Regions from separate parts of the Homo sapiens genome. Here region 2 is linked to region 1. Evidence: read pairs that join two places in POLR2A ChIA-PET (ENCODE). Cell type or tissue: GM12878. All regions are shown on one strand. Links, peaks and the distances in the headings refer to the core of each region. The heading gives the core; the rest is flanking DNA.

Region 1 (2,905 bases), core at 221-2,720:
CATTTCATCATTTTTACAAGCTATAGAAGATATGTTGAGAAAATTTATTTTATTTTAGATCAGTCTGATCCCAAGGATTGTATTAGAAAGTGTATATGTAAAAAGATGCATTATTTTTAAAGGCTACTTTTGATGATTTTCTACTTAATAAAGGGATGCCTACTGTTTAATAGAATTTATATCTGTCAGGAGAGTTTTAGGGAAGAAAGAATTAAATTTTACGAGGAAAAGCAAGGTTTACAGACAAATAAATTAAAAATAAGTTGTCAGGCTTGATTTGGGAACTGAATGTTTACTGAAATTATTATTGTAGATCGAAATTTAACTACATGCTATGAATTACAAAAATAAATATACTTTCAGGCCAGGTGTGGTGGCTCACGCTTGTAATCCCAGCACTTTGGGAGCCTGAGGCAGGTGGATCACTTGAGGTCAGGAGTTTGAGACCAGCCTGGCCAACATGGTGAAACCCCATCTCTACTAAAAATACAAAAACTAGCTGGGCGTCGTGGCACATGCCTGTAATCCCAGCTACTCGGGAGGCTGAGGAGAATCACTTGAACCCGGGAGGCGGAGGTTGCAGTGAGCTGAGATTGTGCCACTGCACTCTAACCTGGGTAACAGAGCAAGACTCCGTCTCAAAAAACAAACAAACAAAAACAAAAATAAATATACTTGCAATTCATGGTGGTTTAGAACGTTTGCATCTTATACTTCATTCTTGTGATTTATTTAGTTGTTTTAAAAACAAACTTTGTGCTTGGTTTCTAAATGAAGAGATAAGAGAGAAGATATCACCTCCTCAAACAACCCATTTCAGCTATGAATAGCTGTTATTTCCAAAAGATGAAAAGCTAAAATGACTACATTTTCTCTTAAAATGTTCATTTTTGAAGTTCTAGATTTTTTTTTTGGTCGGGTGCGGTGGCTCATTCCTGTAATCCCAGCACTTTGGGAGGCTGAGGTGTGCAGATCACCTGAGGTCGGGAGTTCAAGACCAGCCTGACCAACATGAAGAAACCCCGTCTCTACTAAAAATACAAAATTAGCCAGGTGGCACATGCCTGTAATCCCAGCTACTTGGGAGGCTGAGGCAGGAGAATCGCTTGAACCTGGGAGGCGGAGGTTGCAGTGAGCTGAGATCGTGCCACTGCACTCCAGCCTGGGCAACAAGAGTGAAACTCCATCTCAAAAAAAAAAAAAAAAAAAAAAAAAAGTTGGTTTAAAAAAATTTTTTTGAACAGGTGATCCATTAACAAGGTAGAGGTTCAAAAGGTGCAGGGATATTTATGGTAGAAACAGGATCCCTTTCCCCTGGTCCTGGTCCTGGGAAGTGGCTCTGCTATCTAGGAACAAGCAAAGTTAGCAGTTTCTTATGTCTCTTCTCAGATGGAATCTATGCGTCCAGGAGCAAATGTTTGCACATATATATTTGGCTTTGTTTCTTTCTTTTTCTTATTTCTGAGGATATCTTGCTCCAGATTTTTTTCTCTCTTTTCCTTTTTTGTTCTTATTTCTGAGGTGTTGCTCTTTATTTTTATATAAACGAAGCTCTTTCTATAACCAGCTGCACCTTGCTTTTCTCACTTAAAAATAAACCTTTGAGATAATTCCAATCAGTACATGTTAAGCTGCCTCGTTACTGTTAATAGCTGACAAACATTCCATTGGAAGAATGTACCATAATTTATTTAGGCAGGTTTTGACTGATTAAACATTTTGTTTTATTCCACTCTTTTTTTTTTTTTTTTTTTTTTGAGATAGGGTCTTCTGTCGCCCAGGCTGGAGTGCAGTGGTGTGATCTTGGCTCACTGCAGCCTAACCTCCCAGGCTCAAGCCATTCTCCCACCTCAGCCTCCCGAGTAGCTGGGACTACAGGCATGCACCACCATGCCCAGCTAATAATTTTTTTTTTTTTTTTTAGATAGAGTCTTGCTCAGTTGCCCAGGCCGGAGTGCCATGGAACGATCTCGGCTCACTGCAACCTCCGCCTCCCTAGTTCAAGTGATTCTCCTGTCTCAGCCTCCTGAGTAGCTGGTATTACAGGTGCCCACCACCACACCCTGCTAATTTTTGTATTTTTAGTAAAGACAGGATTTCACCATATTGGCCAGGCTGGTCTTGAACTCCTGATCTCAAGTGATCCACTTGCCTCAGCCTTCCAAAGTGTTAGGATTACAGGCATAAGCCACCGCTCCCAGCCCTGGCTAATTTTTGTATTTTTTGTTGAGACAGGGTTTCGCCATGTTGCCCAGGCTGGTCTCCAACTTTTGGGCTCAAGTGATCCTCCTGCCTTGGCCTCCCAAACTGTTAGGATTACAGGCGTGAGCCACCACACCCAGCTTCTCGTTACTGTTAACAGCTGAAAAATATTCCACTGGAAGGATGTACTATAGTTTATTTAGGCAGTTTTTGGCTGATAAACATTTAGGTTTTTTCCAGTCTTTACTATCACAAACAATACTGCAATGTATGCCTCCGTCTGTGTATCACTTTGCAACTGTGCAAATACGTAGCAGGGTAAATTCCTCTTGCTGAGTTAGAGTTTGTTGATTTGGTAGGGCTGCCATCACAAAGTACAAACTGGGTGGCTTAAGCAACAAATCTATTGTCTCAGTTCTGGAGGCTGGGAACCCAAGGTCAAGATGTCAGCAGAATTGGTTCCTTCCGAGGGCTGTAAGGAAGAACCTGTTCCATGCCTCTCCCACGGCTTCTGGTGGTTTGCTGGCATTCGTTGGCATTCTTTGGCTTGGAGAAACATCACCCCAATGTTTACCTTGATGTTCACATGGTGTTTTTCCTGTGTATATGTCTATGTCCAAATTTCTTGTTCTCATAAGGACTCGTCATATTGTATGACCTCATCTGAATGAATTACATCTGCAATGACCCTATTTCTAAATAA
Region 2 (2,905 bases), core at 276-2,775, 330 kb before region 1:
AGTGCGGCACCATGACGTGGTCCCAGTGAATGTAGTGGCCCTCGCGCCGCGGGCTCCCGTACCACGAGTAGTAGAAGGCGTGCAGGTCCGAGTAGACGCGCAGGCTCTGCACGGGGGCGGGCTCGGCCTCCGCGGGTGCCGGCCCAGGGGAGCCGCCAGGGTCCGCGGTGCGGGGCGGCGGCGGCGGCGGGGGCGGCGCGGCAGGGGCTGCCGGGGCCCTGGCAGCGGGCGCGGGGGCCCCCTCTGGGCGTCGCTCAAAGGGCGCCAGCTCCAGGCCCGGGCCCAGCGCCGGGAGTCCGTCCGGAGCCTTGAGCGTGCGCAGACCCATGAGGGTGCCGAAGGCGAAGAGCAGCACCAGGAACAGAGCGATGCAGGCGCGGCGCCGCCGCCGGGCCATGGCCGACTGTGCGCTCCTGCAGCCGCCGCGCTACCTCCCAGCGTGCCGCGCCATGGCCGCCCGCCCGGCCGCGCGCTTCCCAGGCAGACTGTGCGCCCGGCAGAGCGCGGCGTGGGCGGCGCCCGGCCTGTCCCCGCAGTGCGGGCGGGCTCGGCACACAGGACGCAGGCGGCGCGGACCAAGTGGCCGCGAGCCGAGGGGGAACTGCACGCCGAGTGCAACGCAAGGCCCAGCGAACGGCGAGTTTCGGGGCCACAGGAGCAGGGGCCTGAGTCAGGCCGCGTGACCCGCGAAAGAAGAGTCGCCTGGCTGCCTGGGCGGCAGGTGGTGGCGCCTGGCTGGGGAGCGGGGACGCAGGCCTTCCGGAGCGCGGGAGAGAGGCGGCGCGGCGGGGGCGGGGGCGGAGGCGGGGCGGGGGGGGGAAAGAAGCGCGCGTCGGTGGTTCTCTCCCCAAGGATTTCCTTCTTCGTCGATCCACCTTTACTCACTTCACTGGCCCCCTCCCTACGGGTCTCAGTGCCACCCTTCTAGCCCCAGGTCCCCCATCCCTCGGCCCCCCTCCCCGGCACCCCAGGCAGCCCCTGAACCTCGGGGGAAGGGGCGTCGGGAAATCCCCAGGAATCGGACCCTGCAGACGCCGTCCGGGGCCTGGCGGGCGGAGGACGACCGTGACTCGCGCAAGGTCACACTGACCGGGCCTGGACCCCGGGTCAGGGCGCACTCTCCAGAGCTCGCTGCACTGCCCAGCCTGCCGGGTCGCAGTGTGGCTTAGTGAGTTCTCTGGTTGGAATCTCACGAAGCCAAAATTAAGGCGTTGGCAGGTTACACTCCTTTCTGGAGGCTCTAGGAACGGATCTACGTCCAGCTCAATGGCAGAATTCAGTTCCATACAATTGCAGGGCTAAGGCCCCCATTTGCTTGCTGGCTGTCATCTGGGGGTCTTTCTCAGTTTCTAGAGGCCTGCTGCATTTCTTGGCTTGTAGGCCTGATGTCGTCTGGAGCGGTCTCTCCTGGGAGAACCTCCTAGAGTCAGGGAGGATTAAATGAGATGGTTCCCGTAAAGCACTTCCACGGGGCCTGAAAAGCAAGCGCTCAATACATGTGCGCCTTTCTTCCTGGATTCTGGGCTCCAGAGGACAGGCCCCGTCTTATTTACCTTGTTAGACGCCAAGGGCTGCCGGAACAGCATCTGACACTCACTTCCTAGTGCCGTTTAAGTGAGTACCAGCCCCTGGTGTGATAGTCTGTAGATAATAAGCTTTTCACTCGCTATTGATAGAGTTCCTACACTGCATTATTCATTACTTCATTTATTCAGAAGATAGTTTTGTTTATCATATGCCTCCTTCAGTGGTCCGCAATGACAGCAACTTTGTTTCATTCCCTGTCTGCATGTCTAAAACAGAGCTTGGGATGATGGCGGGCACCCAGTTCTTATTGGTTAAGTAAAATGAATTGTAGGGAACCCAGGAAGAGGAGCAGGGAGCTTGGGAAGTGTTGGTAGACCTGCAGCCGAGGAAAGTGAGCTTGAGAGACCTTATGGTGGTAAATGTGAATGAAGTGGAATGCCTTCAGCTCCAGGTCGCCCATACCCGATTCAGCCTGACTTAAGGAATATGCCAGTGTATCAACTTGCAAAGCAAGGAGCCCAGTGGCAGGGCAGAGTGGGTATTTTCTCTGATCCAACAATGTCATTAGGAACCTGAGATGTTCCCGTCTCACTGCTCTACTCTCCCCACCACTGACTTCATATACAAACCCAGTTCCCCTCATGCCACAAAATGGCTGCTATGGCTATTGACTGCTCTTCCCATTCCACAGGCAAGGGTAAGACTGATTTCTCTTTCCCAGAAGTCCTAAACAAACATCTCATTGAATCTCCTTGGTCTAATCTGGTTTAGGCCTTTTTATGCCAGACAAATTATTGCCGAGGGGGATAGAATTACCATGACTAGATGAGATTACATTTGTGGAGTGGGTTAAATGTTGGAGAGAATACCATGTCTACCAAAGAGTGAGGTGACTCTGGGAATAGAAAGAGTGAGAAGAGGCTGGGTGCAGTGGCTCAAGCCTGTAATCCAGCACTTTGAGAGGCCAAGGCAGGTGGATTACCTGAGCTCAGGCGTTTGCGACCAGCCTGGGCAACACGATGAAACCACCATCTCTACTAAAATACAAGAAATTAGCCAGGCGAGGTGGCAGGCGCCTGTAGTCCCAGCTACTTGGGAGGCTGAGGCAGGAGAATTACTTGAACCCAGGAGGCGGAGGTTGCAGTGAGCCGAGATCACGCCACTGCACTCCAGCCCGGGTGACAGAGCGAGACTCTGTCTCAAAAAAAGAAAGAAAGAAAGAAAGAAAAGAAAGAAAGAAAGAAAGAGAAGAAAACGGGTAAGGACGGCACTCTCAGGAACACCAGCATTTCTGGGACAGGCAGAGGAAGGAGAGAGTCTAAGAAGGAAACAGAAAGAATCATTAACGAGGAACTAAGAGAACAGGGAATGGGTGGTG

Evidence for each region. ChIA-PET counts read pairs that join two places held together with the same protein. Peaks named below come from ENCODE experiments on the same cell type or tissue, not always from the same donor. Only the 100,000 strongest peaks of a DNase experiment are listed, where the experiment ranks them.
Region 2: POLR2A ChIA-PET joins it to region 1 with 12 read pairs; 6 of 35 experiments call an interaction of 5 or more read pairs at or near these places.

The regions. Positions count from the first base shown.
Region 1 is chr1:37,461,603-37,464,507 of GRCh38, reverse strand. The region is part of intron 1 of LITATS1 (lncRNA induced by TGF-beta and antagonizes TGF-beta signaling 1); the gene reads left to right. Among named protein-coding and RNA genes, the nearest start is that of LITATS1, 11 kb to the left of the region's middle. In GM12878, for the core only: no CTCF peak of the experiment used is centred there; no DNase peak of the experiment used is centred there.
Region 2 is chr1:37,791,675-37,794,579 of GRCh38, reverse strand. It overlaps MANEAL (mannosidase endo-alpha like), which reads right to left and starts at 733. Exons shown (of 4, transcript NM_001113482.2): 1 at 1-733. The coding sequence starts at 397. RefSeq lists silencers at 397-516, 777-826. In GM12878, for the core only: no CTCF peak of the experiment used is centred there; no DNase peak of the experiment used is centred there; H3K4me3 peaks cover 702 bases; H3K27me3 peaks cover 128 bases.